Linked DNA regions of Mus musculus: all the other regions are linked to region 1. A link is a loop called in an ENCODE intact Hi-C map of the cell type or tissue named here. Cell type or tissue: left cerebral cortex. All regions are shown on one strand. Each heading gives the region's core, and the rest is flanking DNA. Links, peaks and the distances in the headings are about the cores only.

Region 1 (6,162 bases), core at 747-5,746:
AAAATAAAATTCTGACTATAAAAATGCAGGAAGGCAAGGGGGTAGGGGGACAAGTTTAACAGTGTCAAGAGATGGGCATATCAGTTGCAATTGAGTCTGTGTTTATGAAAACTGAAACAATTTAATTGCCAATTGAGTCAAGTGTTAATATGCGATCAGTTGTTGACTTGATAATAAAATAGCTCATTAACCCTGAAAGTTATTTTTATGCATGTGTGTAGTATAAATGTTCAAGTGTGCAGGTACACAGGCACATGGAAGCCAAATGTTATTCTCTGGAACACTTCTCACTCCTTTGAAACAGGGTGTTTCATTAAGACAGGCTGGCTGGCCAGCAAACCTGTTCAGTGATGAGATTATGAGCACACAACACCATGCAAAGTATTTTTATGTGATTTCTGGGGATCAAATTTAGGTTGTCATGCTTATGAGCTAAGAACTTGGACTAAGTGAAGTGTCTCCCAGGCCCTCCCTACTATTTGCTTGTTTAGCACAAAAGTTACAATAGAAGCTGTCTTCACCCTAAGATGTACATCTACAATGATATGCTGTATATAGAAACAAGCTTTCTGGCTTTCTACAAGGTTGCAGAGAGTACAAACTAACTATCTGGGGTCAATCTACATATCTGTCACCTTCCTGTTTTCTCAAAGCACTTAAAAATTCATTTTATGTGGGTTAGTCTAAAAGTTTATTCCAATTTACTCAAGAAAATCCTGTGATAGTTATACTTGGTTGTTACCTTGACTAAATCTGGAATAAACTACAATCTAAAAAAGGAAGGCACATGTGTGAGAAATAGTCTGCTTGGTTTGAAGTGAGTCCATCCTTTAAGGTAGAAAGGCACAACCTTTTGATCCAGATCTTGAAGCAGAACACCTTAAACTGGGTCACACCTCCTGCTAGAAGCCTATATAAGGACACAGAAGAAGGAAACTGTCTTTGCCTGCTTGCCTTTGCCTTGCTAGTATATCTATTTCTTCAGTGGCACTGAAGCTTTCTTCTTTGGGACTCCAACATATACAAAAGACCAGCTGAGACACACAGCCTCGTGGGACTGAGAAGCTATTAGAATCTTGGATTTTCTATTCACACCTGGCCATTGTTGGGTTAGTTGGACTGCAGCCTGTAAGTCATTCCAATAAATTCCCTTTATATATACATATATGTTCCATGTATGTATGTGTGTTCCATATATATGTGTGTGTTCCATATACGTATATTCATATATATATATATGTTCCATATATGTGTGTATATTCCATAAATTCTATGACTCCAAAGAACTCTGATTAATACAATGATTAAATCATATATATGCATACAGAGGGGACTGTATATGAAATATAAACAATGATTTGGCTACTTCAGTTCACCAAGTGTTCAGTTTTTTTTCTCTATCCCAAATTCCTAAGATGCTTTTAAATTCTTTTTAACTTTTTCTCCATTTTACCCATTCCATTTCAACTTGCTGGTAAATTGTTTGAGAAGTGGCAACTCATGAAATACTTGGAAAATTGACAAAGGACAGGGTAGTATAATATCTAGATTACATAGGAGTCGACTTAGTAAAGAGAGTAGCAAACAGTTACACAAGAAGAACAAAGGCTTCCAATACTGGACAGCTGCCCAGGACACAATAAACACATCCAATCAAGGAGAAAAGTGGCAAATGACTTCTGTCAAGTCACTATTGTCAAGAGGTTTTTCTGTTTAACACTCTAACAGTGTATACTGCTTACTACATAAGAAAGAAAATCAGGCTGGCCAAAAGAAAAACTGAAAAGATCTAAATCATAATGTCCGGTATATTCTGGCAATAGGATCCTGGAGTTTTGCCTTAGTGGCTTTACTAGATACTCCTTTCTCCTAAAGCCTGATTTCCTGGTTATTACTCAACCCATTTACATCAGATTTTAGAAATAAGCCTTCCTAGCAACAAATAAAAATTAGTGTGTGGCTTCTCGACTGAGGAAGTTCAACAGGGAGAACTGGGACAAAAGTCTCTGGAAACAACCACAGGGAACACTGACGAGTCTGCAAGGCCAGTTGCCTGATTAAAGCCTTCAGTGTTTGTGTAGAGGCTGGAATGTGACAGGTCCAGGGTCACATGATAATTTATCTTGGACCATCATTAGCTTAATAGTCATTTGCTACCACCTCTCTGTGACCTAACAATTTAATGGTCCCTGGGTAAGTCTTTTGGAACAGACAAACTAATAGCTTCCACCAGTAGAACTGCTAAGGATGCGGTCAACTATAATTTGAGAGCTACAGATTCTGAGACCTAAGATCTGAGACTTAAAATCTCCTTGTTCCTTTCACCCCATGCTTTCACATTCCCATCAGTGTATTTGGAAAATAATTTTTGTTGGTCTGTTACCCTAACACCTTCATATTGGAACAAAGAACTGGGGATAACCCAAACCTCACTTATATTTGGCTTTAGAATAAACTCTCTGCCTTTTGAAAAATACTAGAATTAAACACTTCTAGTAACGATTTCTTCCTACCAGTTCAGCTAACCTAGGCTTATTAATTCTTCCTTATTAAACACACCTTTGTATTATAAACTGGTCACCATTTCTGCCCTACTGCTTTGCCACATTATATCCATCCCACCAGAAAACATGTTTTTATTTCTTTGATCATTATGTATGATAACTGCAGAAGTCTATGAACACCAGAGTGCCATCCAAAGCAAGGTACAGAGCTGACAAAACTGACCCCCTCTGGACACCCATCTTTCTTTTCTCCCCTTTCCTTCCGTTTTTAAAAACAAAAACATTTTGCTTCGAGTCTTTAAAGAGCACATGACATAGTCGTGTCACAAAACCTGCTAAGTATTTTTTGACAAACGATAAAATACTGCCCCCAGCAGCTCTTAAATCCAAGAAGGCTCAGCGCTCTTTAACTTTCTCTCGCCTTCTTGTCTTATCGTTCCCTTTTTTCATTTGCAGCCAATTGGGGTACGAAGTATTTGGGTGGCCTCCTTTCCCTTGTCTGAACCCTAAACCAAGGAGATGTCAACCACGGAAAAAAACCTGAGCTCCCTGCTCTAGCTTACAGCAGTTGAGGTGAAAGTTCCAGACATGAAGAGTCTGATGGGGAGGGGCGGGACTTCCGGGTCGCCAGAGTTCCTTCAGCTAACTCAGGAGCTCTGGCCAAAGGATCCCGGGGAGCATACCAGGAGCGGAAACAGGCCCGGAGCGGTGTGGAAGCCGGAAGAGGCTCGCGCGCAGCGGAAGGTGGGGTGCGGGAAGAGGGTCTCAGGACACGGAAGCGCAAGTCAGAGCCAGGGGCTGCGGGCCGGCGGTAAGGCTGCGGCCAAGTGACAGGCCGCGGAGATGTCCCCTCCCCCTCGCCCCCTCGCCCCCCGCACCCTGGCCAGCGCGCTGTGGCGTGATTGGGTGGCGCGCCTTTGCGGGCCAATGCAGAGCGAGGGGGCGCGCGGCTGCGCACACGCTCACCGCGCAGGCGCACTGCCCTCTGCTGGCTCTGCACCGCAGCGCAGGCGCCGCCGCGCAGGTGGGCTCGTGAGTTCCTGCAGGTCTCTGGGAAATCCTGAGGCGTTGCAGAGAACGTGGGAAAATCCGCTAAATTGGCAGTTTCAAAGGATGAGAAGGTGTGAGGTCAATTCTAAGCCGATTTCTGAATATTTTGGAATCCCTTGTGAGAACCGAGGTAATGTTCCGTGGGATCTCTACCTGTGAGCTAAATGATCTTGCTTATTTCAAACTTTTCCTACATCTTTGTTTCGTGAAGCCAACTTTTTCAACAAGAAGAGCAACCCAACTTTGATGGGAGCAATTAAAGTTATCCTATTCTGTCTCCACTTTTATCAAATCTCAAGGAGTTATGAACACCTCACTAAGGACATCACCACACGTTAGCATTTCTTAATTTCCTAACTTCCACATCGGATTCTCTAACTTGTTATTGTTTCTTGTTCTCCGTGCTAGAGATGTGACCAAGACTGATCAAAGAGTTAGTTTGAAGAAATAGCTCCCTCATAGGAGCCTGACAGGTTAAAAAAAAAAAAAAAAAAGTGAAATCTTGGGGAGGGAAGAGGAAGATGGCAACAAGACAGGCTTGTTTTGTTTGTCTTTTTGACTTGAAAACCAATTAGTTGACAGCTAGCTGAGGCGCAAAGAGGATGTGCAACAAAGTGAATTAGAAGAAACCAGCTAGATGGTGAACTAGCCATGTGTTTTAAGAAAAATCTTGGAAATCCCCGTTTGCCAGGGACTGTTCTCAACACTTCGGATGCCTTCTTGGAAACTAAATTTACTAGGACGACTTGTCAGAACTAGAAGTTAATGATAGTGTTTGATGTGACCACAGCTGTTGGTAGTGGAGATGGATTTTATGTAGTCTGGGAACTTAGAGAAGATAACTTGAAATTACTGTCAGGAAAAAAAAAAAAAACAAAAAACAACCCTGTAACAGTATATGTGCTAAGATTTGGGATGACAAAAATCAATATTTGAGGAAATAAAAGTTCTTTTCTTTGGTTTGTGTGGGGAGAGGTGTAGGTGGTGTGTAATGTGAAAACTTGAGAAACAGGTTATATATTTCATTCAAAAGTACCTTATGATTTTTCTTTGTTTACTTATGCTAATTGTTTTAAATATGGAATTATGTTAGTTTTCTAGTATAATTTAAGGACTTTTAATGGAAGAACTAGCATGTAGAATTGGAGAGGGAAACCTTTGGTCCCAGATGGCCAGAGGTGCTTTGCAGTGGCTTGGCAGTGAGCATGTTCACCTGGAATGGTCTGTTTCCTGATAGAACAGCTGCTTTGCTGTCCTACCACATGACAAAATTTAGGATTTTTGTCCTGAAGAAATGTTTCTAACATTGTAACTCAGCCATTTTCATTACCTTGTGTTCCCAGGAATATAGCAAATATAATCTGTTTATGTGTGTCTGCTCTAAGACAACATTGAAATCTTAAACTCTACTTATATTTTCAGATACTACACTAATTCACCAATATCTAACATTCTTATCCTCTTAACACCCTAGCCATCATGTATCTTTTAAAAAGTTATTTTTAATTATGTATATAGGGGTGCGGTGGGCAGGTTATATGCACAAGAATGGGAGGTCAGAAGAAATCTGGGTCTCCTAGAGCTGGAGTTACTAGCTGGAAACCAAACTCAGGTTCTCTGGATCAGTAGTAAATGATTTTAACCATTGAGTTTGTGTATTTAAAATTGAGATGAAAGTATGCACAACAAACTATTAGCACATTGTTACAGTTGGATTTCCAATAGCAGGCTTGAGCTGTTCTTTGAATTACACTGGTACAGAAAGGAATCTGAAAGAAGAGCAGAAAAGAAGGTTCAGTGTTGAAAGAGAGATACAGAACAAAGGAAGAAGAGAAAAAATGGGAAATTAATAGAAAAATGGGCACATGTCATAATAGAAGCCTTTCTTGGAAAAGTGTCTATTTCTAATGATGCAAAGCAATGCATTACATAAATAAGTGTTCAGTGGTTTAAGGGTGAAGGGTCATGATCCGATACCATTTATACTAATCATACTCAATGATGGATGCTAGACAATATATCTAGGTAAAATAGGTAGACCCCCTTACCATAGATACATATATGTATATATAGGTGTATGTATGCAAATATATGGATATAGATTCTACTAACCTATAATAACTGTTAAAATGCCAATGATTTCTGAGCCTTAACTCTATATTTTATACTTTAATTTCCTGTTATTTTCCTAAACAAAGCATTATAAAAATACAGACAAATTAATATTCTTTAAATAGCCATCTAAATCATAATCAGGTTTTTGTAGCATTTTCGTTTGATGTTGTAACCAGTGTGGGAAAGATAAGAACTTTTGCTTCAAATTAATCTCCTATTTGAGTTATCTCTCTACTGAAACATACTCATGAGCAAACCAAACAATTTGCAGAGCACACATAGCCATATATATATATATATATATGTATGTATATATGTGTGTATATATATGTGTGTGTATATATATGTATGTGTATGTATATGTATATATATGTATGTGTATGTGTGTGTATATATGTATGTATATGTATATGTGTGTATTTATATATTTGGTAAGCGCACTGAACTCATTAGGCTTATTTCTGGAAATGTAGGCGACTCAAGTTTTCAATAT
Region 2 (6,162 bases), core at 654-5,653, 210 kb before region 1:
AAGAACAAAACCAAAGTGTGGAAACTTTGCTCCTTCTTAGAATAGGGAACAAAACACCCATTGAAGGAGTTACAGAGACAAACTTTGGAGCTGTTACGAAAGGATGGACCATCTAGAGACTGCCATATCCGGGGATCCATCCCATAATCAGCTTCCAAACGCTGACACCATTGCATACACTAGTGAGATTTTGCTGAAAGGACCCAGATATAGCTGTCTGTTGTGAGACTAGGCCGGGGCCGAGCAAACACATAAGTGGATGCTCACAGTCAGCTATTGGATGGATCACAGGGCCCCCAATGGAGGAGTTAGAGAAAGTACCCAAGGAGGGAAAGGGATCTGCAACCCTATAGGTGGAACAACATTATGAACTAACCAGTACCCCGGAGCTCTTGACTCTAGCTGCATATATATCTAAAGATGGCCTAGTCGGCCATCACTACAAAGAGAGGCCCATTGGACTTGCAAACTTTATATGCCCCTGTACAGGGAAATGCCAGGGTCAAAAAGTGGGAGTGGGTGGGTAGGGGAGTAGGGGGGAGGGTATGGGGGACTTTTGAGATAGCATTGGAAATGTAAATGAGGAAAATACCTAATAAAAATATTTTAAAAAAAGAAAGTATATAGAGGGGAATAGGTTAAGAAACTGTATTCTTCCTGATTGGAAGACTAAGCTACAGAAAGGGATGGAGATAAATTCTACTGTTTTGTATTATGGGGGCTCTGAATTTTTAAAACCAAACCAAATCAAACCAGGTTCTTACTGTGCAGCGCTGGTTTGCTTGTAACTTTGTAGACCCTACTATTCCCAAACTCAAAAAGTCCTGCCTGCCTTCACCTTCTGAGAGCTGGGATTAAAGGTGTATGCCTCATCTCCCAGTTAGAACTGCACACTCTTAGGTGTAAAGTCCTGTTTACATTAGTATTTCTGTTAAATTAACCAAGCCGTAACCTGATGACTTTCCTTTTAAGTCTTTTTGCAGCTTTCCCATTGTAATGAACTAACTCCTCTTAACCCCTGAACCACTTTGTTTTGTACCTGATAAGAACTTGTGTTAGGTCATTACTTACTTCTCTTTGGCTTACACTGTGGATTTGAGCTTTTCTCAAAAGTTTGTTAGTAAGCCGGGTGTGATAGCTTATACCTTTAATCCCAGCACTTGGGAGGCAGAGGCAGGCGGATTTCTGAGTTCGAGGCCAGCCTGGTCTACAAGGTGAGTTCCAGGACAGCCAGGGCCACACAGAGAAACCCTGTCTCAAAAAACAAAACAAACAAACAAAAAGTTTGTTAGTAATTGGTTGTTATAATCTTTTCCATTCCTATTTCAGGAGTTAGCATAATAAATGATTTCTTAGTACAATGAATAGGAGCTTTGAATCTTTGTCCTGAACATCTTACTAGATTATACCTTAAAATATTTCTGTAAATTGCATTTGAATGAATTAGATATTATTTCTCTTGATTTCTGCTCATATATGTATATTTTGGTTAGTAAAGTTAGCTTGATAAAAAAAAATAAAAACTCTAGCTTCTTGACTTGTTTTCAGAGAAAAATTACAATACTGGTATCCTGTGAGCATCAGTACTATCAGATAAAGAAAGCCCATTCCAGATCCACACTTCTAAGTAAATGCTAACTTATTACCTATTCATTAAGGATAATGAAAGGTTAGGAAGGATTAGATTTCTAGACTTTGTATGATCTGGTTTCACTAATATTTACTTTATACATGTTAGTAGGTGTTTTCTTGTGGTTGTTGCTATTGTTGTTTAGTTCTGTGGTATATAGTAAAAAGAATCAAGATGATATTGTATATTGTAAGATATTGACTTTGTTTTCTAGCCCCCTCTTAGTAGTTGTGCACTTCATTGTGAAGCTTTGATAGATATTTTAAATAAATGAAGTAATAGGAAAAATAAAAATCATTAACAAATTATACAAAACAAAATGTTTTTATAGTCTAGTATGTTCCGTCAAATTTAAAAGGTGAAGCAATTTTAAGCCTGGCTAACTACATTTTTAAAAACTTGGTATGTATTTTTTCTTAATGTATGTGTATAGATGTTTTAATTGAATGTATGTCTGTGTACCACATGTGTGCAATACCTGTGAAGGTCAAAAGAGAGGACTGTATCCCCTGGAACCAAAACTCCAGGTGGTTATGAACCACCGTGTGGGAGTTAGGAATCCAACCCAGGTCCTCTGGCAGAACAGTCAGGGCTCTTAACCACCAAGCCATCCCTCCAGGCGCTCAGGGTTTTTGTTTTTTTTTTTTTTTTAATGTCAGAAAATCTTACAATTTTGCCTTACTTTTACTCTACATATAAACTACAACATAAGAAACTGTATTAAAAAGTCATCGGAGCATTAGGAAGGGTGAAAATCACTGCTTTATTCCTTGAGATTTCAAGTCTTTAATATTTTCTTGCTAGACTTGGGAAAATTATTCTACAGTAGACCAGCCATTTATTTTGGCTATTCTGTGTATTATTTGGATGTTCTGTGTATGTTACTCTTTGATATTAACAGGCCAATTGAACATATTTATTCTATTCTAATTCAAAATTGTTAGTAATTGCTTTTTCTCCACGTGTTTATAATATTTAAGTTTTATAATTTCACTTGTTTAAAATTTATTCAACATATTTTTATTTTTATTTCTATTAAGATTCAATTCCCGTAGAAAGTTGTTAGATGCAACTAAAACTAACCTTTTTTCATCATCAAATCCTATATTCCAGGCCTTAATTCTTGACTCTTGTTCATTCCTACACAAAATTATACTTACTTCTGAAATATATGAAATGTTTAATTAAAAATTATTTTCTAGAACTAGAAAATACCGTCCTGAGTGAGGTAACCCAATCGCAAAAGAAAACATGTGGTATACACTCACTGATTAGTGGATACTGGCGCAGATTCATTTTTCTTACAGAAATCAGCCCCTGGGAAGCTACTCTCACTCCAGTAAATGCTCCTACATCAATGCACATAAGAAAGGCAGTAAATGGACTCCACCGATTTGAAAAAATAAATAAATGTGAGAGACAAAGGCAGTAGGGTGGAGGAAAGGGAGGACAAGGAAAGGGAGGAGATTTGATTACAACACATGTATGAAATCCTCTAACAAGTAGGAGTTGTAATTTTATCTTTGAACCACTAGGTGGGGGTAAGCTACGCGAAGGGAGAACAAACAAAAGCAATGTTTAGATAAGATACTTTCCTAACAATCTTGAGTTAATAGGCCTGTCTCATCCCCTCTCCCAACCAGGACAACAAGTTATAAACAACAACAAAATAGTGTTGAAATGAGTGAGAAATTCAGATTTTAGAACCACATCGTTATAGAACCACATATACCATAAATTTTAAAACACTCATTGTACTAAACTGAGATTCAACCTGGAGACAGTGATTTGTTCAAAATAATGTATTGGGTTAAAATTAGAACCAGACTCAGTACCTAGATATTTTAATTCTTTCATCTAACACTTTTATTTGCAAGATATTGCCTGTGTCAGTGGGCCAGTCAGGAAAGCAAGCCATAGATTGTGGCAAGATTGAAGAACTTGCAGAATACAAGCAAGCCTTGTCCTTCATGACACAGATGCAATCCTAGTGTGACCCCCCCCACCAAAGGAGGTCCATAGCTATATTCCTAATATAAAATTTCCACCAGTCTAGGAGTTAACAATAGGCTATATCTATGGTAATCCAGTCACTGTCCTTGAAGAATAAGTATTCCATTACATAGAAAAACCATGACTTGCTAAAATAGTGATGTTTGACAGTTCACAGCTTTTGAAGGGGGAGATGATATCTGCAGCCTATTAAAAGGTCATAATTCCTTAGTAATGTAATGGCTTTAGTACATGGAGTTGCTATATAAAGTAGGGGAAGCAACATAAATGTCTAAGATCTTTGGATAGAGACGTAGCAAAGCAGAGTGTTCCTATACTGAAAATACTTTGGTAATATCACAGCTTTAACACAGTCACAATAATACGTTAATATGAAAATGACATGAAAAAAATATTAGATAACTTTTGTAGTTATTTGAATGGCAATACCTCCCATAAGCCCAGATAGTTGGGTTCTTGGCCTTTAGTGGGAAGGCTTCCTCGCTGGAGGAAGTATGTCACCGGAGTTGAGTTCTGAGAGCAAAAGGCCTTACCCACTTCCTGTACACTGGCTCTGTTTTGTGCTTGCAGTGAAGGGTTACCTCACTCAGGATGATACTTTCTAGTTCCATCCATTTGTTCAAGAATTTCATGAAGTCATTGTTTTTAGTAGCTGAGTACTACCCCATTGTGTAAATGTACCAAACTTTCTGTATTCATTCTTCTGTTGAGGGATATCTGGGTTGTTTCCAGCTTCTAGCTTATTATAAATAAGCCTGCTATAAACATGGTGGAGCATTTGTCTTTGTTATATGTTGGAGCATCTTTTCTATATTTGCCCAGTAGTGGTATGGCTGAGTCTCCAGGTCAAACTGTTTCCAATTTTCTCAGAAACTGCAAGATAGATTACTAAAGTGATTTTACCAGCTTGCAGTTCCACCAGCAATGGAGGAGTGTTCCTCTTTCTCCACATCCTCACCAGGGTCTGTTGTCACCTGAGTTTTTGATCTTCGCCATTCTGATTATTATGAAGTAGAATCTCAGCATCATTTTGATTTGCATTTCCCTGATGACTAAGGATGTAGAACGTTTTTGAAATTCGTCTCAGCCATTCAGAATTTCTCAGATGAGAAGTCTTCATTTGATTCTGTACCCCATTTTTAATAGGGTTATTTGGTTCTCTGGAGTCTACCTTCTTGAGTTCTTTGTATATATTGGATATTAGCCCCCTATCAGATTTAGAATTGGTAAAGATCTTTCCCCAATCTGTTGGTTGTCTTTTGTTCTTATTGACAGTGTCCTTTACCTTACAGAAAGTTTTCAATATTATGAAGATCCATTCGCCAATTGTTGGCCTTAGAGCATGAGCCATCAGTCTCTGTTCAGGAAATGTTCCTCTGTACCAATGTGACTCTTTATTACTTTCTCTTCTATTAGATTCAGTGTATCTGGTTTTATGTGGAGGTCCTTGATCCACTTGGACTTGAGCTTTGTACAGGGATATAAGAATGGATCAATTTGCATTCTTCTATGTGCTACTCACCAGTTGAACCAGCACCATTTGGCGAAAATGCTCTTTTTTTCCAATAGGTGGTTTTGGTTTCTTTGTGAAAGATCAAGTGAACAAAATAAGTGTGTGGGTTTATTTCCAGGTCTTCAGTTCTATTTCATTGATCTACCTGCCTGTCTCTGTACCAATACCGTGTGTGTGTGTGTGTGTGTGTGTGTGTGTGTGTGTGTGTTTTAATCACTATTGCTGTGAAGTACAGCTTGAGGTCAGGGATGGTGATTGCCCTAGAAGTTCTGCCATTGTTAAGAATGATTTTTAACTATCCTGGGTTTTATGTAATTCCAAATGAATTTGAGAATTACTCTTTCTAACTCTATGAAGAATTGAGTTGAAATTTTGATGAGGATTCCAATGAATCTGTAGATTGCTTTTGGTAAGATTGCCATTTTTACTATGTTAATCCTACCAATCCATGAGCATGGGAGATCTTTCCAACTTCTGAGGTCCTCAATTTCTTTCTTCAGGGACTTGAAGTTCATGTCATACAGATCTTTCACTTGCTTGAAAAGCAATACAATATAAATACAAGGTATTTTATATTATTAGTGACTATTGAGAAGGGTTTCCCTTATTTTTGTTTCTCAGCCCATTTATCCTCTGAGTACAGGAAGACTAATGATTTGTTTGAGTCAATTATATATTCAGCCACTTTGCTGAAGATGTTTATAAGATGCAGGGTTTCTCTGGTGGATTTTTTTGGGGTCACTTGTATATACTATCCTATCACTTGCAAATAGTGATATCTTGAATTCCTTCTTCCAATTTGTATCCATTCGATCTTCTTTTGTTGCCTAATTGCTCTGACTAGAACTTTAAAAACTGTATTGAATAGATAGGGGTGAGCGGGCAGCCTTGTCTTATCCCTGATTTCAGTGGAATTACTTCAAGTTTCTCTCCATTTAGTTTGATATTGGCTATTGGTTTGTTGTATATTGCCTTTATTATGTTTAGAAATGGACATTTAATTTCT
Region 3 (6,162 bases), core at 596-5,595, 170 kb before region 1:
ATTGGCCTTTAGCGAGGAGAGGGGAAAATATGGTGCCCAGTGCTACTGAGATGCACTTAAAACATCCCTGGAAGCACATATTTATTCAGTTTGCCCTAAATTAGTCATTTCTCCTTATCTCCTCAAGAACCCTTTGTCTGTGGGACAGCGGGTCTGACGAGCATTGTCTATTCGCGGAAAAGCCATCCCAGGACTCCGCCCGAGCTGGGGGTGGGGAAGGAGCCGCGCATGGAGAGACTGACTGAGCATTAAAGTGAGTGAACAAAGAGAAGTACCGGAAGCGCGCGCCAGCGCCTCTAAGAGCTGCGTCTAGAGACTCCGCTGGGTCAGGCTGAGGGTGCAGGATGCTCCAACCGGCTTCCCAAGGAAAAGAGCTCAAGTAAATAATTGATGGAGATTGATCGGACCTGAGACAAAGCTTTGCAGGAAGCCAAGGCATCCGATTTTAAGCGGTCTTGGAGTCTTCTGCCAAATACAGGAAATGGAAATGGAGAGAGGAATTTGATGAGCCAGGCTGAATAATTCTGCATCTCGGGCGTGGCTCTTGCCTTTTTGTCTTTCTGCCTCCCACCCGCTACCCTGGTTCCCCATCCTTCTCTTTCTTCTTTAAGCAACCACTCCGGTTACTTCTCTCCTGTCTTCCCTTCAATCCCGCCCTCTTTCCAGCCCAGTCCGGTGAGGTCAGCTCATGAATACCGCTGCACTTCCTGGGGAAGAGTCTGGCACTGCTTGGCACCCCGGGTATTGCCTGCTGCATTTGCAGCCCAGCCAGCCAAGCACCGCCGGCTAGGAGTCAACTCCCAGAGCTCTAAGTCTTTGTGGTTGTCGCCTTTGTTCGGAGAAACAGAGTGGGTGTGGATCCCGTGCAAGCAAGCGCGCCCAGAAGAAATTCGCCTATAACACTACGGAAGCTGGGAAGTTGAACTTTCTCTGAAAGGTAGAAAAATAAAGTCGGAGGTCTCCGGCTTCCTGGAAGCAAAAGCCACTGCAGAGAAGTGAGATCTTCTGGATTTCTAAAGACACGAAGAGAAACGGGGTGGGTCCTGGGACAGATAGGATTTGAGATGAAAAGGGTTGATTTGGTCCTTACTATCATTGCTTGGATGGATATTGCCACTGGAGAAACTGTGAGATACATTACCTTATTACTTTGTCAGGGAACAAGTGACAGACACTAGGTTCCTTAGATTGTGGAACTAATTAATGAAACCCAAGCTTTCGTTGAGGTTATAGTCTGGGCGGGTGAGGCTTCAGCTGGTGACTTTCTGAGTTCCCGCGTGGTTCTACTTGGTTAAATATAACATTGCATTGTCAGTACAATTAAGCTGGGTGGCCCACTTTAGTCTGACCCACGGTAAAGTAGGCCAGACTTTTTAGCAGAGGGTAACTTTGGTTTTCCTTCTGAAGTAATCATTGTTTATTTTTGTATTACAAAGGGAGTTGAAAAGAGATTACAGAGGGAGAAAGGAAGGTGGAGGAGTTTTGGGTGCCTTTCCGTTATGAAAGGACAAATGATTACATCCTCAATTGAGATACTTACAACAGACAATAAGAGTAATAATGGGAAACCATGTCTCCTAAAAGCTCTCTCTCTCTCTCCCTCTCTCTCTCTCTCTCTCCCTCCCTCTCTCTCTCTCTCTCTCCCTCTCTCTCTCTCTCTCTCTCTGTGTGTGTGTGTGTGTGTGTGTGTGTGCGCGCGTGCGTGTGTGTGCGTGTGTGTGTGTGTGTGTGTGTGTGTGTGTGTGTGTGTGACCTTCCTCTGCTTTACCAGTAAAGGTAAATGAGGTTCTTGGAAAGGGGCCAAATGAACTAGCTGTCTGAACCACTAGCAAGGAAAATCCACAGGTCTTTTCTGTCCTCTGGATTAAAATGGTATGTTTATACTGGAAAGCTAACACAATGTATCTTACCGCCCTAAAGGAAGACAAACAGCCTTTTGGTTAAATAGTGTTCCATGGTTCTGTTTCAGAATTTGGCTCCATAGGAATGTCTGAGCATTTTAACATTTTTAAATTTAGGTTTTATTTTATGCATATGGGTGTTTTGCCTGCATGCATATTTGTGTACCACATATGGGTCTGGTGCCCAGGGATGACAGAAGAGTGTATCAGGTTCCCTGAAACTGAAGTTACAGAGAGCTTAGAGATGTCACCTGAGTGCTTGGAGCAGACCCTGTGTCCTCTGAAAGAGCAGCCAATGTAATTAACCACTCTGCTATTTCTCTAGTGGGCATTTTAAAACTTCTACTCAGTCTATTATATACTATCTAAGGAGATGGTTCAGAATAAAACTGTTTTCTATGTTGTACTTGCAACTCAGTCCACCTTAAGTGCAGAACAGGAAGAAGCGAGGACAAATTCGCCATTAAAAACTTCGCAGCCTGTAGATAAAGCTGTTCATCAAATTTTTCAACAAGTATTTTTAAGCTGCTAAAATAATCTCTTTTGGGTTGTCAATGACTGAATCTTATAACTAATTCTTAATAGCAGCTTTTTCTTGAGCTTGGGGTTGATTCATATTCATTCTTTACAGTGTGTGTGTGTGTGTGTGTGTGTGTGTGTTCCATTCTAAAGAAAGTTGGCTAAAATTCTCTGAAGACAACATTAAGGGCTGGGGATGAGTGGGAAAAGTGTCATTTATCCAGGGAAAATCTTCTCTAGGATCTTACATTATAGCCTTATTTCTTTAACTGACAATTAGGAATACTAATTTAATACCCCCCCCACACACACACACACACACTAAACTAGGTTTAAAATACAGATTTGGAGTCAGAGGAGGAAGCTGTTTAACAACTATAATATCTAAACACTTCCTTTACCTTTCTATCCTTTTCCACTTTTCATCTCCCCTGCCCCCATTTCCTTCACCTTTCATTTCTTTCTGAACCTGTGCCTCACCCATCCCAGGTACAGGTTACCTAGGGAGTGCAAGTTTTAGCTGCCTTCAGATCCTTTTGACTGAGGTGGAGTAAGATGGAGACAGCGCCACTTTGGGCAAAGTGAGGACTTACAGCCCTGAATCTTTCACCTACTCAAAGCTTCCATCAAACCTTTGGTTTCCGAGTCTGATAATTCTCTCTAGCTTCCCTTGTACAGCACATTGACCTTTGGCTCTACAACAGTGTAAACATACTGTATATTTTTCTTCTATTTCCATCCCAGCTTACACAGGAAGGTTGGTGACAGAAAGGAGAGAAGAGGATGATCTAGAGATGGACGCTTCCAAGTGGCATCCAGTAGGTTCTTTCTAGACTGCCATGAGTCAGCCACCGTCCGGGGGCGCTGCCCCAGCCGCAACCTCAGCTTCTGCGGCCGCCGCAGCCACGGAGGCTCGCATGCACCCGGAGGGCTGCAGCAGAAAGCAGCAGCGAGCTCAATCACCCGCTAGGCCTAGGGACAATTCTCTTCGTCAGACCGCCGGGGCCACGCGGTCCCCGCTTGGGGTCGGCCCTAAGCTCAATTCTGTTCGGCAGCAGCAGCTGCAGCAGCAGCAACAGCAGGGTAACAAGATAACCGGTCGGAGCACCTCTGGGACCGGCTCCAGAGGACTCGGAGGCGGGGCGGAGAAGGCGGTGCCCTCCATACCCAAAGGGGCTGTTCCCGGAGCTGTCCAGCCCGCGCCTGGTGCTGAAGGGTCCCCCGCGGCGATCCTGGCCTCTGTGAGCTTCAGGAGGTCCGGACAGCCGGAAGAGGCACCCCGGGAAATAGAATCCGGGCCCTCGAAAGTCGGGGAACCTCCTCCGCTCGGGGGAGTAGGAGGGGGCGGGGAAGGAGGAGGAGCCGGTGGTGGCCCGGGGGACCGGGAGGGGGGCGCTCCGCAGCCGCCGCCGCCCAGGGGTTGGCGAGGGAAAGGCGTCCGCGCAACGCAGAGGGGTAGCAGCGTTGCGGAGGGAGTCTCCCCTTCACCACCCACCGCTGCTACGAGCAAAACCCCCGGCCCAGGTAGCAGAAACTCTGGTAGCGGCAGCACAGGGAGCGGCAGCGGTGGTGGAGGGAGCTACTGGAAGGAGGGATGTCTGCAGTCTGAGCTCATCCAGTTCCATCTCAAGAAGGAGCGGGCGGCAGCGGCGGCGGCCGCGGCTCAGATGCACACTAAAAACGGTGGCGGCGGCAGCCGCAGTTCCCCAGTCGCCGGCGCTCCAGCCATCTGTGAGCCCCTTGTAGTCCCCTCCTCCTCCCCAATGGCGGCTGCAGCCGAGGGCCCCCAGCAGAGCGCCGAGGGCAACGGTAGCGGCGGGGCCATGCAGGCAGCTGCTCCCCCTTCGTCCCAGCCGCACTCGCAGCAGCTCCAAGAGCAAGAAGATATGCAGGAGGAGATGGAGAAGCTGAGGGAAGAGAACGAGACTCTCAAGGTGAGAAAGAGAGGGGGTGGGACCCGAATGGGGGAGGGGAAGTGCGGGGCCTCCGATGATTAGGGCGTGTCCTGGTAGGTTTGGAAGGCTGCTGACCTTTTAGGACCACATGAAAGGAGGAAAACTAGGAAGATGGGGGCGGGGGTGGTCCATGGCTTGCTCCTAATTAGAAACGGAACTAATATTAATACCGTTGTGTTTAAAACCAAATCTAGGCCTTCGTTTACCCAATTATCATGATTTGCCCCACTTTCTCACAGGCAGAGAGGCCTAAACTAGGCCTGGTTTGCTTTCAGCTCCCTGTCACTCCTGTCTTGTGCAGAGGAAGGCAGTAAAGCTAGGAATTGGGAATAGGGATGGGATGTACATGGTGCATATCTGAGGGGCTAGTGGCAAGACTGGTTGTGACCCATAGCCTGTCACCGTCTCAGAACGAGATCGATGAGCTGAGGACCGAGATGGACGAGATGAGGGATACTTTCTTCGAGGAGGATGCCTGTCAACTGCAGGAAATGCGCCATGAGTTGGAGCGAGCCAACAAAAACTGCCGGATTCTGCAGTACCGCCTCCGCAAAGCCGAGCGCAAAAGGCTCCGCTACGCGCAGACTGGGGAAATTGATGGCGAGCTGTTGCGCAGCCTGGAGCAGGATCTCAAGGTCTCTTGCAGGGGTGGTGTGGGTGGGGGAGAGCGAGGGCGAGAGCCAGGGCGGGCTAGGGTCTATGGGTGGAGACTTTGGAGGGCTCTTTGCATTGAAAGGGCCTTCACTGAAGGACGACAAAGGGCAATAGTTTTCAAGAGTTCGTTCACCACAAAATGTCAGCATCTGGGAATAGAAGGATCTATTCAGTTTAGTAGGAGGAGGATCTCCTGGGAGTAACTCTTCAGGAAGTAATAAGAGGGTTCCTCCCTCGTCCACTGAAACAAGGCCATGGTAAAGTACAGGCTCTACAGGGCCTCCTGTGATCTAGCTTCCAATGATGTACTTCCTGTGAAGGCCAGGTGGAATCAGGCATTCAAGAGTGGATTACTGGTGGAGCACTGACCTCCAGAATAAGAACAGTACTGAGAAAATAGTTAAGGTCTTTTTCCTCAGATTTTCTCCAGGGTGTATTCCCATCAGCACTCATCCCTTCTGTAACTCCCCCTGAAAAGCAGCCTGTCTACACAGCAAGCCATTTGAAGGAGGAGAGTAGATCAGAAGAAAACACCTTGTTTTGAAATCAAGTTGCCCATTCAGAGTGTATCCCAGAGAACAGGGTACCAGACAGCTCAGAGTTTACAGTAGACTCTTTTGTGGGGTGCTCTTTCTTCATTTTGAAAACAGGCAGATTTTATTTACAAGGCAAACTGGACATTCAGCACATCTCCATTGACAACCAAATATACTTTTAACTATTATTAATTTCATCGCTATGCAAGTAGAGTTAATTACCCTAGATGTGTTTCAAAGAAAGCTCTTGGCAAACATCTTATGGAAGTCTTTGCTCCATTCTTTTGGTTTGCTTTGGAATCCGTCATGACTCATCAGAAAATATAGCAACAATACATATAATGTTGACTGATTTGGAGTAAAAAAATCTGTGAGGTAGATATTATAAATGGGGCTACTTTATAGGTGCACAAATGGCACTTTAAACAAAATGTGTATTGGTATTTTGCCCAAATGCATGTCTGTGCCCCACATGAGTGCCCGGTGTCTCTGGAAGCCAGAAAAGGCCATAGCGTCTGGAAATTGAACAAAGCCCTCTAGAAAAGCATTCAGTGTACTTAACCACTTAGGTTCAACCCCAACCAAAAGCATTTTTTA
Region 4 (6,162 bases), core at 397-5,396, 220 kb before region 1:
CCTGGAATGGGGTCCCATAGCTTCTCACAGCCTGATGTGTGCCCAATGTTTCCATGGGGGTAAAGGGTGTGTAGTCACACCTCGCTCAGGGACCCTATCCGCGAGCGATTGCAGGACCGCATTTTTGTTCCACATGGGGGCACAACATTAACATTTGAGTAACGCAAAATTAATCTTTACAAAGTTCATAATAAAACTGTGCCTACATGGGTAGAGTAGATGTGGGATCCTATCATGGAACACACTTGCCGTCTCTCTCTATACAAGGTACACTGACCACTGGGCATTCCATTTCAAGGAGTCTGACAGCACATTTGCCGTTCTAATGTGCCAGAAAATGTTGATGGCTTCGTGGAAGAAGATGAAACAAAAGAGGAAAACTCAGGCTCTCTTAGCCTTCCTGTGCTAAGCTGAGGAGAGGAGGTTTCAATGTGTGTGTGATTGATATAACGTGGGTTTCTTCCCATTTTCTTAACCTCGGGCATTACATGAATCTTTTCACTCTTAGATTTAGGCTGTTCTTAAGGTTGTAAAACAGTATATCCTAATCAATACAGGAATACTCTTGCATGTATGGACATGGGCATCACCTGCTGTTAATATTGGTGTATTAACCACTATTTTCCCCTTAAAGGATATTTTCAGCCATTAACCATCCTTTGGTTCCAGAATATGCTACATATCAATATTAATGTATCTCAAGTTGAGCTTTGAAAGCAGATGGCAATGATTGGAATTTTTCTCTCTTGATGTCTAACACTCTTATGGTAGTGCTATAATAGACTGTAAAGTAGCATTCAAGATGGAATAAAAGTTAGATGATAACCAACTAAATAAATTAGACAAGGTGTCTTCTGGCTTTTAAAATGGCTCAATACCTAATCCAGAGACTGTCCTACCAGGGATCCATCCCATATACAACCACCAAACCCAGACACTATTGCATATGCCAGAAAGAGTTTGCTGACAGGACCCTGACATAGCTCTCTCTCTCTCTTGTGAGGCTATGCTGGTGCCTGGCAAACACAGAAGTGGATGCTCACAGTCATCTATTGGATGGAACACAGGGCCCCTAATGAAGGAGCTAGAGAAAGCACCCAAGGAGCTAACAGGGTCTGCAACCCTATAGGAGGAACAACCATGTGAACTAACCAGTACCCCTCCCCCAAGAGCTATGTCTCTAGTTGCATATGTAGCAGAGGATGGCTGAGAAGCAGCTGAATAAATGTTCAACATCCCTAATCATCAGGGAAATGAAAATCAAAACAACCCTGAAATTCCACCTCACACCAGTCAGAATGGCTAAGATCAAAAACTCAGGTGATAGCAGATGCTGGCAAGGAGGTAGAGAAAGAGAAACACTCCTCCATTGCTGGTGGGATTGCACACTGGTACAACCACTCTGGAAATCATTCTTTCAGTTCCTCAGAAAATTGGACATAATACTACCAGAAGATCCAGCAATACTACTCCTGGACATATACCCAGAACATATTCCAACCTGTAAAAAGGACCATATTTATAATAGCCAAAAGGTGGAAAGAACCCAGATGTCTCTCAACAGAGAAATGGATACAGAAAATGTGGTACATTTACACAATGGAGTACTACTCAGCTATTAAAAAGAATGAATTCATGAAATTCTTAGACAAATGGATGGATCTGGAGGATATCATCCTAAGTGAGGTAACACAATCACAAAAGAACACACATGATATGCACTCACTGATAAGTGGACATTAGCCCAGAAGCTCAGAATACCCAAGATACAATTTGCAAAACACATGAAACTCAAACAGAAGGAAGACAAAAACAATACTTTGATTCTTCTTATAAGGGGGAACAAAATTCCCATGGAAGGAGTTACAGAGACAAAGTGTGGAGCTGAGAACAAAGGAATGACCATCCAAAGACTGCACCACCTGGGGATCCATCCCATAAATAACCACCAAACCCAGACACTAAGTTGTATGCCAACACGAGCTTGCCGACAGGAGCCTGATCAAGCTGTCCCCTGAGAGGCTCTGCCAGTGCCTAATACATACAGAATGGATGCTGAGAGTCATCAATTGGATGGAGCACCGGGTCCCCAATGAAGGAGCTAGAGAATGGACCCAAGGACCTGAAGGGGCTTTGCAGCCCCATAGGAGGAACAACAATATGAACTAACTAGTACCCCTAGAGCTCCCTGGGACTAAACCACCAATCAAAGAAAACACACAGAGAGACCCATGGCTCTAGCTGCATATGTAACAGAGGATGCCCTAGTCGGTCATCAATGGGAGGAGAGGCCCTTGTTCCTGTGAATGTTCTATGCCCCGGTATAGGGAGGGGAATGCCAGGGCCAGAAATGGGAGTGGGTGGGTTGGGGAGCAGGGGGAGGAGGGAGTGGATAGGGGACTTTCAGAGGGGAAACTAAGAAAGGGAATAACATTTGAATTGTAAATAAAGAAAACACATAATAAAAATAGTATCATCTAAAAAAAAAACATTACTGAGCTTTAAAGATTTGTAAGCCTAGAATAAATGTCTTCCTCAAAATTAACAGTTACTTTTTTCCTTTCTATCATTTTTCCAAACCCCTGTGTCTGTTTCTTTGGCCACAAGGAGGCAGCATCTGAACACCTCTTCTCATTTCTTCCTGAGTTTCTGTCCTGATTTTCTAACCCCAGTCTATGTCCACTATATGGAAAGAGGCACTGGCTAAGTGATACCATCATGATAAACACTGACGTAGTGCAGAGAAATTTAAGTTGTCCCCACTTCCAGAACTATAATCTCTACTCTGAACCATAATAATAGCAAATAGAGGGTTTTAAAAAAATAATAAGGAATCCTACGAAGTAGAATGGTGTTTACCTACACATACTAGTTTGACAATGTGACATTAAAATTGTGGCTGAGATACATCTACAATGATGGATATGTATGTTTGTCAAAGATCTTTAAATTAAGTTTGCTTGTCATAATAGAGTAATCAGAAATCCTGACCCCTATGACAGGAATATTCTGGACTTGGGTAAGTGTACTTTGCATGAAATAAAAGGGCTCTGGTATCTAGTCTTACCAAGAAGAATGATAACTAATAAAGCTGCATTTAAAGGGAAATTATGTTGCTAATGAATATTTTTTAGATTGGAAAAAACTTTTAGCTCTTTTTTTCATGCTAGAAAGACTTGTACACAGGAGTAGGATCCAGAGAAATGCATGAAATAGAAAGGTAAATGGGTGTTTAATAGAGAAAGTAGAAGAAAATAGCATTTCTGAAAGCCAATAACTTGTGCAACAGTATGGCAATAGACAGCAAACAGTGAGGTTAAGGAAGTAGTTTGGTTGTTTGAGGATATGTGCAGAAACGCTTACATAAGGCTGTGGTAGGAACATCTAAAAGAGATAACAACAGGGGATTCCCAAATACAATGCCTGCTCACAATGACCTCAAATAAGCATTTGACATTAGATACTTTTCCTAGCACTTACAAAATCCCCACAAGCCAAAATTTTTGACACCTTTGGGCATATATGAGGAGAACTGTGGTTGTCATTAAAGTATTCTAATCCCAGATAAATCCCCCAGATTCACCTCACTCCTAACTCCATTTCCCTGTAGTATCTCAGCTCCTCTCTTTCCCTCTGTTTTCCAGTATATTAGCCATTCTGAATGCTGCCCTGTTCTATCCTTACAGGTCAGCTTATTATAGTTCTAATTCGAGATTTGAGAAAGCATCGACTCCAGTTGGCATTTCCAATGTTGGTTTTGTGACAGCAGGCTGATAACTCTTCTCTACCACATAGGCACCAGTTAACAAGAAGTTGTTCCCTTAAAGCTACTGGTCTTCAGACTCTGAGTATCCCAGGCTGATGAGCTGGACCTTTAAATTCAGAGACTTACGAAGGAGCTAGAGAAAGCACTCAAGTACAGTGTTGAATTAGAACAGAAGAAATATGTTGGAATTGGCCTATTTATATCATTGGGTAACACATACAGAACATCCAAGCTTCCTGAAGTAGCAAATAATGGCCAAAATAGATGAGTGATATGTTAAAGAATAATGTTTCCAAGTCTAGCAATAAATATTTTGTGAGGCAGTAAAACCCTGAAGACTTGAAGTCTCAGGAATCTCAAAGAATAATGCACTGGTTCTCACCCTTCCTAAACTTTTTTTTTCTGATTCTATATTTTTTATTGGGTATTTCTTTCATTTGCATTTCCAATGCTATCCCAAAAGTCCCCCACACGCTCCCTGACCCACTCCCCCACCCACCCTCTCCCACTTCTTGGCCCTGGCGTTCCCCTGTACTGAGGCATATAAAGTTGGCACGACCAAAGGGCCTCTCTTTCCAGTGATAGCCAACTAGGCCATTTTTGATACACATGCAGCTAGACTCAAGAGCTTTGGGGTACTGGGTAGTTCATATTGTTGTTCCACCTACAGGGTTGCAGATCTCTTTAGCTCCTTGGATACTTTCTCTAGCTCCTCCATTGGGGGCCCTGTGATCCATCCAATAGCTGACTGTGAGCATCCACTTATGTGTTTGCTAGGCCGAGGCCTAGTCTCACAAGAGACACCTATATCAGGGTCCTATCAGCAAAATCTTGCTAGTGTATGCAATGGTGTCAGTGTTTGAAAGCTGATTATGGGATGGATCCCCGGATATGGCAGTCTCTAGATGGTCCATCCTTTCATCTCAGCTCCAAACTTTGTCTCTGTAACTCCTTCCATAGGGTTTTGTTCTCAATTCTAAGAAGGGGCAAAGTGTCCACACTTTGGTCTTCGTTCTTATTGAGTTTCATGCGTTTAGCAAATTGTATCTCATATCTTGGGTATTCTAAGATTCTGGGCTAATATTCACTTATGAGTGAGTACATATTGTGTGAGTTCTTTTGTGATTGTGTTACCTCACTCAGGATGATGCCCTCCAGCTCCATCCATTTGCCTAGGAATTTCATGAATTCATTCTTTTTAATAGTTGAGTAGTACTCCATTGAGTAAATGTACCACATTTTCTGAATCCATTCCTCTGTTGAGGGGCATCTGGGTTCTTTTCAGCTTCTGGCTATTATAAATAAGGCTGCTATGAACATAGTGAAGCATGTGTCCTTCTTACCGGTTGGAACATCTTCTGGATATATGCCCAGAAGAGGTATTGCAGGATCCTCTGGTAGTACTATGTCCAATTTTCTGAGGAACTGCCAGACTGATTTCCAGAGGGGTTGTATAAGCTTGCAATCCCACCAACAATGGAGGAGTGTTCCTCCTTCTCCACATCCTTGCCAGCATCTGCTGTCACCTGAATTTTTTTTTCATTTTTTTTCTGTTTTTTTTTTATTACGTACTTTCCTCAATTACATTTCCAATGCTATCCCAAAAGTCCCCCATACCCTCCCCCCCACACACACACACTCCCCTACCCACCCATTCCCTCCTTTTGGCCCTGGCGTTCCCCTGTACTGGGGCATATAAAGTTTGCATGTCCAATGGGCCTCTCTTTCCAGTGATGGATGACTAGGCCATCTTTTGATACATATGCAGCTAGAGTCAAGAGCTCCAGGGTACTGGTTAGTTCATAATGTTGTTGCACCTACAGGGTTGCAGATCTCTTTAGCTCCTTGGATACTTTCTCTAGCTCCTCCATTGGGGGTCCTGTGATTCATCCAATAGCTGACTGTGAGCATCCACTTCTGTGTTCTCTAGGCCCCGGCCTAGTCTCACAAGAGACAGCTATATCAGGGTCCTTTCAGCAAAGGCTTGATAGTGTATGCGTTGGTGTCATCGTTTGGAGGCTGATTATGGGGTAGATCCCTGGATATATCAGTCTCTAGATGGTTCATCCTTTAGTCTCTGCTCCAAACTTTGTCTCTCTAAAACTCCTTCCATGGGTGATTGTTCCCAATTCTAAGAAGGGGCAAAGTGTCCACACTTTGGTTTTCGTTCTTCTTTAGTTTCGTGTGTTTGTCAAATTGTATCTTATATCTCGGGTATACTAAGTTTCTGGACTAATATCCACTTATCAGTGAGTACATATCATTTGAATTCTTTTGTGATTGTGTTACCTCACTCAGAATGATGCCCTCCAGGTCCAAACATTTGCCTAGGAATTTCATAAATTCATTCCTTTTAATAGCTGAGTAGTACTCCATTGTGTAAATGTACCATATTT
Region 5 (6,162 bases), core at 338-5,337, 99 kb before region 1:
GACACTGAAACTGCATCTCACTGTAGAGAGAGAGGGAAAGAGAGGGGATGGAGGAAGAGGATGGTTCTTGCTCCTAAAAAAAGAGTCTACTTTCCAAATAAAAGAAATCTAAATTGTCATCATGTGCTGCTAGCAAGCAGATCTCTCCTGGCAAGTTTGAAAATGCTAGGCTCCATTATAAAAGTTAAAAATGTCCTGGACCTGGAGTTGTTTACCCAGAGGATATAACTGCTCTAAAGTTACAGAGCTGTGGTTGGAAGCAGCAGCCTTAAGGCCGCCTCCAAGTCCCTGACGTCATAGTAGCCCAGCTGCTGTTGTGACACTGAGCAGAGTAGCTCTTTGAAGTTCAATTTGCAAAGGCGTTTGTCAGGACCACTGTGGAAGATGAATGGATTTTGTTTTATAAAAGAACCACTGAGACTGTTCTTTAAGACAACTAGCTCTCTGCCCCACCTCTGCCATTGCTAGACTGGCCACACAGAGCCTGACCTGCTGCAGGACGACCCCCAAGTGTAAGAAGGTATGTTTCTTCTTGGCAAACTTGAACGAGCAAACTGGGTAGAGCAGGATACTGCTTCTGAATCTTAGATTAAAGATGAGATTTAAGTAAGTGTGTTTTCAGCATCTCCTGACCTGGCTGTGCTTGTGGCTGGGCCTCCGAACAGTGGGCAGGGTACATAAGGGATTCAACTGCCTTGGAGAAGGGGCTGTTCAACTGCTAAGGGTGGATTTCTAAAGCTTGGACTGACAGCAACATCCTCATCCTGAGACTGTTTCTCATTCATTCTCAGCAGTTCAGAAAAACGTTGCTCAGTGTAAGTTTCTATTAACTATTTATTAGAATGCAGTCTGTGGTGGGATGAAGTTATTTTTAATATCTGTGATATAAAATTTACAACCTGTGAGTTCTCTGTTATTTGAAATTTGTAATTTAAAAAAAAATGTAGTTTTATTCAAAACTACTATTACACTCCAGGAGGAGTATTTTTCATAATGTGAGTTAAAAGACACTGGTGTTTGTTTCCTGCAAACCAAGAGTTGTTTTTAATCAAAGCTTGTATCTTATTGGTTAAGGGAACTAAAACTAATGCGCATGTGGCTTAAATTGAGACTATGAGGAGATCCAAGAATAAAGATGGTGACCCGATGAGAAAACAAGATTGGCTTCTTTGGAATTCTTTGTGCTGCATTTCTTTGACCTTGCTAGAAAACAAGGAGCAGGCAGAAAGAGCAATGAACAGCAGTGAATTTTTTTTTCATTTTAATCTTCTAATAAAACCGAATGGGAGGTCTCTGGATAGATGCATTTGCTGATGAACAGCACATGAGCAATAGGATTCCTTAATTGCTTAAAATGGTTCCAGTGGTGGAAAATAACCTGGAAAGTAAGGGAGGGAATTACTTTGAAGATAGGTGACACAGTACTTTGAGGTATAGGCACAGAAGTTCCTAATCCCACAAAATTCATTGGGAGCAACTTATTGCCAGGCCAAATGATTTCCTCTAAGAATTGTGAAGTTGGAAGTATTTGCTGTCTCTGACATTCCTTCTGCAGTGTGCATCCTCATGTTTGTAAAGGACTTGAAATATAAGAAATGCAATATGCGCCAGGCAGTGGTGGCGCATGCCTTTAATCCCAGCACTCTGGAGGCAGAGGCAGGCGGATTTCTGAGTTCGAGGACAGCCAGGGGTATACAGAGAAACCTTGTCTGGAAAAAACTAACAAACAAACAAACAAAAAGAGAGAGAGAAAGAAATACAATATTGCCCAGAAAAAAAAACGAGAAAATAATGGGCACAAACTCAAAGCAGAATTTTCCTAAGACCGAAGCAGTAAGATCAACCCTCCTGACATGCCTTAGTTGGCTAAAATCCAGTTTCAGCAGGCAAGATGGAGTTTGAAATGGTCATAACTGTGAAGTAGAAAGCACTGAGCATGCCTTGGGTAAAGATGTATGACCATGGCCAAACTGAGGTGGGTCTAGGGACCAAGACTGCAACAGTAATCCTCTGCTCAACGTTATTATATTTATATCTTTGCTTCCCCGACCTAAAAGTTGTTTATAATCAAAGTTTGTATTTTATCATGTACAGTTCATGAGCCCCCCTTTGCTGTTCCTATATTTTGCTCCTTGGCAGGACTGAACCATCAGCTAAACCGTCTTGCTTCCTATTACAGCACTGCACAACCCACTCCCCTTTATAATCTTGGTGTCTTTATATTCTTTATAACCCTTTATAATCTTGGTGTCTTTATAATCTTTATAACCCTTTATAATCTTGGTGTCTGATTTTGAGGAGAAGTAGATTAAAGGGGATTATGGAATGCTAGTGTAATGTTGCTAGGGGCGGGGCATTTGTATGACTAGCAAATCAAGTCACTACCTCTCTACAGTTCCTCTAATGAACTTCTATTCTGAATGAAATTTGAGAATGCTGAAATGAAACAACGAGGAGCTAGGAGCAGGGAGAAGGAGATGTAAAATGGAGAACTCCTTTCATCTCTCCCACAGTGATGCCAGAATATGTGGGAGGGGAAGCCTGACAGCTAAGAACAAGGAGAGCTTTTATATTGGCTTCAGTGGAGAGCCCGAAAGCCAGGCTTTTGAATGGCTAATCCATTTGGCCTTGAAACTTCTCACCACAGAACATTCTGTCCCCACAAAATAGATCATTTAGTCTGACATTCTAAAAACTCAATTTAGAATGATTAAAAAAAAGCAGTTTTAAATATTTATCCAACTTTTTACTAGGGACAAATTGTTTTGCACTATACTTAACTTAGTATATGTCTTTAATAAAATTGAAAATTACCAAGGCAAGAGAGTTAAAGGGAATATAAGAGTTAACCCATTGAGATTTGCTTCCAATGAGGGAAAGTTTGAAATAATTAGTTTTACTTTAGGGGGAAAAAAAGTGGTTTGCATGGAGATGAGTGAAGGAAAGGATGAAGGGGAAGTGGGAAGATGAAATGCAAGGGAAAGAAATCAGCACTTAGCAAGAATTTGTGGTCCTAGAGAGATTGCTCAGTGGTTATGACTGTTGAGTTCAATTCTCAGCAACCACATGGTGGCTCACAACCATCTATGTGATCTTCTGCATATAATGACCTCTTCTAACATGCAGGTGTACATGCAGATAGAACCCTCATACATAAAATAAGTCTTAAAAATACCCTTATGACACAGCAGTGTTTAAATTCTTGTTATGCATTCTCTAGAATGTTTCATCCCCCCACCCCTTGCAACTGTGTTGCAGTGGACATTTATGTGTGTATTGATGACAAGGCTGAGACCCTAGCAAAGCTAAGAAAATGTCCTTCCAAAAATATTACCAGAGAAACAGCTGTAAATGAAATTTCAGAAACCCTTCTTGTATGAAATGGCTCTGGTTGGTTTTCAATCATAGCCATTACCGTTTAGGAACTAGGTTTTACTCTGGCTCTGGAAAGAGAAAGCTGTGTAAATCGGCCTTTCCGCAGTGATGAGTTTGACACTGCAGTTAATAAATAAGTTCGGGAGTCAGGCCCTCATGCCTGTTTCCTGGGCTAAAAGACTCCTGTTATTAGTGACAACACTGATCTTATTATAGATAAAAATAGGAAGGCTTGACCACATTAAACTCTGAGGTGTGAATGGTTCAAGAGGAGTGAAAAATGGAAACAAAACAAAAACAAACAAACAAAAAATCCTTGCACCCTTTTGTTACATTGATTGTAGTAAATCCTTGCGGGAAGGATTTCTGAGCAATTACACTTTTTAAACACGGTTGGAACAAAGCATGGGATATTGTAAAGCCTCTTTTCTAAATATCCTGTAATTACTCCACTCCTTTTTTTTTTTTTTACAATGTCTTTAGTTAAATTTGTAATTGCTTTTGCTAAGAAGTCCCAGAGGCAATTCTTCCCAGTCCATGAGTTACTTTCAGCTCACAGTTTTTTTTTTTTTTATGTGTTTTCTTTTTTTTTTTTTTTTTCATTTTTTTATTAGGTATTTAGCTCATTTACATTTCCAATGCTATACCAAAAGTCCCCCATACCCACCCACCCCCACTCCCCTACCCGCCCACTCCCCCTTTTTGGCCCTGGCGTTCCCCTGTTCTGGGGTATATAAAGTTTGTGTGTCCAATGGGCCTCTCTTTCCAGTGATGGCCGACTAGGCCATCTTTTGATACATATGCAGCTAGAGTCAAGAGCTCCGGGGTACTGGTTAGTTCATAATGTTGATCCACCTATAGGGTTGCAGATCCCTTTAGCTCCTTGGGTACTTTCTCTAGCTCCTCCATTGGGAGCCCTGTGATCCATCCATTAGCTGACTGTGGGCATCCACTTCTGTGTTTTCTAGGCCCCGGCATAGTCTCACAAGAGACAGCTACATCTGGGTCCTTTCGATAAAATCTTGCTAGTGTATGCAATGGTGTCATCGTTTGGATGCTGATTATGGGGTGGATCCCTGGATAAGGCAGTCTCTACATGGTCCATCCTTTCATCTCAGCTCCAAACTTTGTCTCTGTAACTCCTTCCAAGGGTGTTTTGTTCCCACTTCTAAGGAGGGGCATAGTGTCCACACTTCAGTCTTCATTTTTCTTGAGTTTCATGCAGCTCACAGTTTTTTATAGATAGTTTTAAAGCATTCTTCCATTCTCAACACAAACCCAGTCTGTGTACCTGGGAGTAAGGTTTGTATAGACCTAAAGTATCACTAAATAATATTAGTAAAGTTTATGTAAAGCAAATCAAAACTCGAAATTCGGTAAACTCTTTACCTTCTTCCTTTTGTTAGATTTTTGTGGTCTGGCTTATAAATGGGGTGAGTAGCAAAAACAAACAAACAAACCAAAAAAAGAAAAAACCCCAAAAAGCAAAACAGAAAAAAAAGAAAAAACCAAAAAAAAACAAGACTAATGAAGAAGCAAAGGAAAAAAAATGAGGTTAGAAACAGAGAGTGAATGAGTGACAAAGGGTAATGAGAGCGTGTTTGTAACTAACTAGAAATTGTTTTCTTTTCTTGATTGAATTAATAATGATACTGTGAGTGACAAGAAAATATGCAAAAACTGCCAAAGGGCCACTGGTAGATGTTTTTTAAGGAACTATAGATACTAACATTTGAAAGGTTTTTTTGTTTTTCAAAAGAAAAAAAGAAAGAAAGAGAGAGACAGTGAGAGAGAGAGAGAGAGAGAGAGAGAGAGAGAGAGAGAGAGAGAAAGGAAAAAAGAAAGAAAGGAAAAAAGGAAGGAAGAAAGAAAGAAATGGAGCCCTGCATAAAGAGCTATGTTTTTAATTCCTTGTAGTCTATGATCATTCATTCATAATCCTGACAAAAGAGAAGCCTGACAAAAGTAAAGCTACCTTTGATAGTCATCTAACATGTGAGGTGTGAAATATGCATCTATCTGCTGCAAATCAAATGCCAAGTAATTCTTACTGCATAATCATGCAGACTTGATTCTGCCAGACACAGTACAGATTCGTGCATAAGGAACAGGAAGGCTGTAGCATTGTGGCCATATACTAATAATTATGCTAATTGATTAGTTAATGATAATTAGTAATTAATTAGTAAGCTGGAAAATGAGGGTTTAGGTGTTTTATTTCTTCTCTTTTGAGTGTGTGTGTGTGTGTGTGTGTGTGTGTGTGTGTGTGTGTGTGTGTGGTGGGAGGTATGTGCATGTGTGAGTGTGGGTACCCACAGATTTCAGAAAAAACTTTTGGATTCCTTGAAGCTAGAGTCACAGATGGTTTTAAGTCACCCAGTTTAGGGCCTGAGATCCAGGCTTGGGTCCCCCATAAGAACACTGTGCAATCCTAAGAACACTGTGTAAATCCTGACCCATCTCTCTGGCCCCCATATCTGGCATATTAAATGGTCTCTTCAAACCCTAAATATTCATATGCTGAATATTAGAAATCACATTATTTTGGTCATTACTTAGTGTAACATAAAAAAAAACATTTTCCTATAGTTATTGTTCCGTAACTATTTCCTATAGTGATATTGTAGACATAAATAGTCCAGGTGAAAAACAAGAGGTCATGAACAAGTTTTAACACATGTTAAAATTCTCACGGGACAATAATGATTCTTTAGATTTTATTTCAGGAAGTAAAATAATGACCTTTTCAAATTTAAGATTAGGTTAGTTTCTTGCTGAGACATGAGC

Evidence for each region. A loop is a pair of places that touch in the nucleus more often than their neighbours do. Peaks named below come from ENCODE experiments on the same cell type or tissue, not always from the same donor. Only the 100,000 strongest peaks of a DNase experiment are listed, where the experiment ranks them.
Region 2: a loop joins it to region 1, with 3 times the contacts of the local background. A loop is called at or near these places in 12 of 42 quality-filtered maps.
Region 3: a loop joins it to region 1, with 3 times the contacts of the local background. A loop is called at or near these places in 5 of 42 quality-filtered maps.
Region 4: a loop joins it to region 1, with 4 times the contacts of the local background. A loop is called at or near these places in 4 of 42 quality-filtered maps.
Region 5: it touches region 1 in a loop (8-fold over the local background); 4 of 42 quality-filtered maps call a loop at or near these places.

The regions. Positions count from the first base shown.
Region 1 is chr10:29,310,050-29,316,211 of GRCm38, forward strand. It overlaps Echdc1 (enoyl Coenzyme A hydratase domain containing 1), which reads left to right and starts at 3,451. Exons shown (of 6, transcript NM_025855.4): 1 at 3,451-3,684. The coding sequence starts at 3,618. It overlaps Gm46218 (a long non-coding RNA gene), which reads right to left and starts at 3,368. Exons shown (of 2, transcript XR_001779751.2): 1 at 3,188-3,368. In left cerebral cortex, for the core only: a CTCF peak has its summit at 3,498 (motif pointing left); DNase peaks (open chromatin) are centred at 3,178 and 3,436; H3K4me3 peaks cover 1,847 bases; H3K27ac peaks cover 1,429 bases.
Region 2 is chr10:29,103,996-29,110,157 of GRCm38, forward strand. No RefSeq gene overlaps it. Among named protein-coding and RNA genes, the nearest start is that of Soga3, 37 kb to the right of the region's middle. In left cerebral cortex, for the core only: a CTCF peak has its summit at 3,166; a DNase peak (open chromatin) is centred at 3,168.
Region 3 is chr10:29,143,400-29,149,561 of GRCm38, forward strand. It overlaps Soga3 (SOGA family member 3), which reads left to right and starts at 597. Exons shown (of 7, transcript NM_026138.2): 1 at 597-1,036; 2 at 3,165-4,354; 3 at 4,786-5,010. The coding sequence starts at 3,260. In left cerebral cortex, for the core only: CTCF peaks have their summits at 3,003, 3,246 and 3,860; DNase peaks (open chromatin) are centred at 702, 1,219, 2,027, 2,274 and 5 more places; H3K4me3 peaks cover 3,902 bases; H3K27ac peaks cover 3,358 bases.
Region 4 is chr10:29,085,408-29,091,569 of GRCm38, forward strand. No RefSeq gene overlaps it. Among named protein-coding and RNA genes, the nearest start is that of Soga3, 56 kb to the right of the region's middle. In left cerebral cortex, for the core only: a CTCF peak has its summit at 2,594 (motif pointing right); a DNase peak (open chromatin) is centred at 2,607.
Region 5 is chr10:29,211,347-29,217,508 of GRCm38, forward strand. It overlaps 9330159F19Rik (RIKEN cDNA 9330159F19 gene), which reads left to right and starts at 297. Exons shown (of 6, transcript NM_001162537.2): 1 at 297-520. In left cerebral cortex, for the core only: no CTCF peak of the experiment used is centred there; a DNase peak (open chromatin) is centred at 2,530; H3K4me3 peaks cover 2,437 bases; H3K27ac peaks cover 3,029 bases.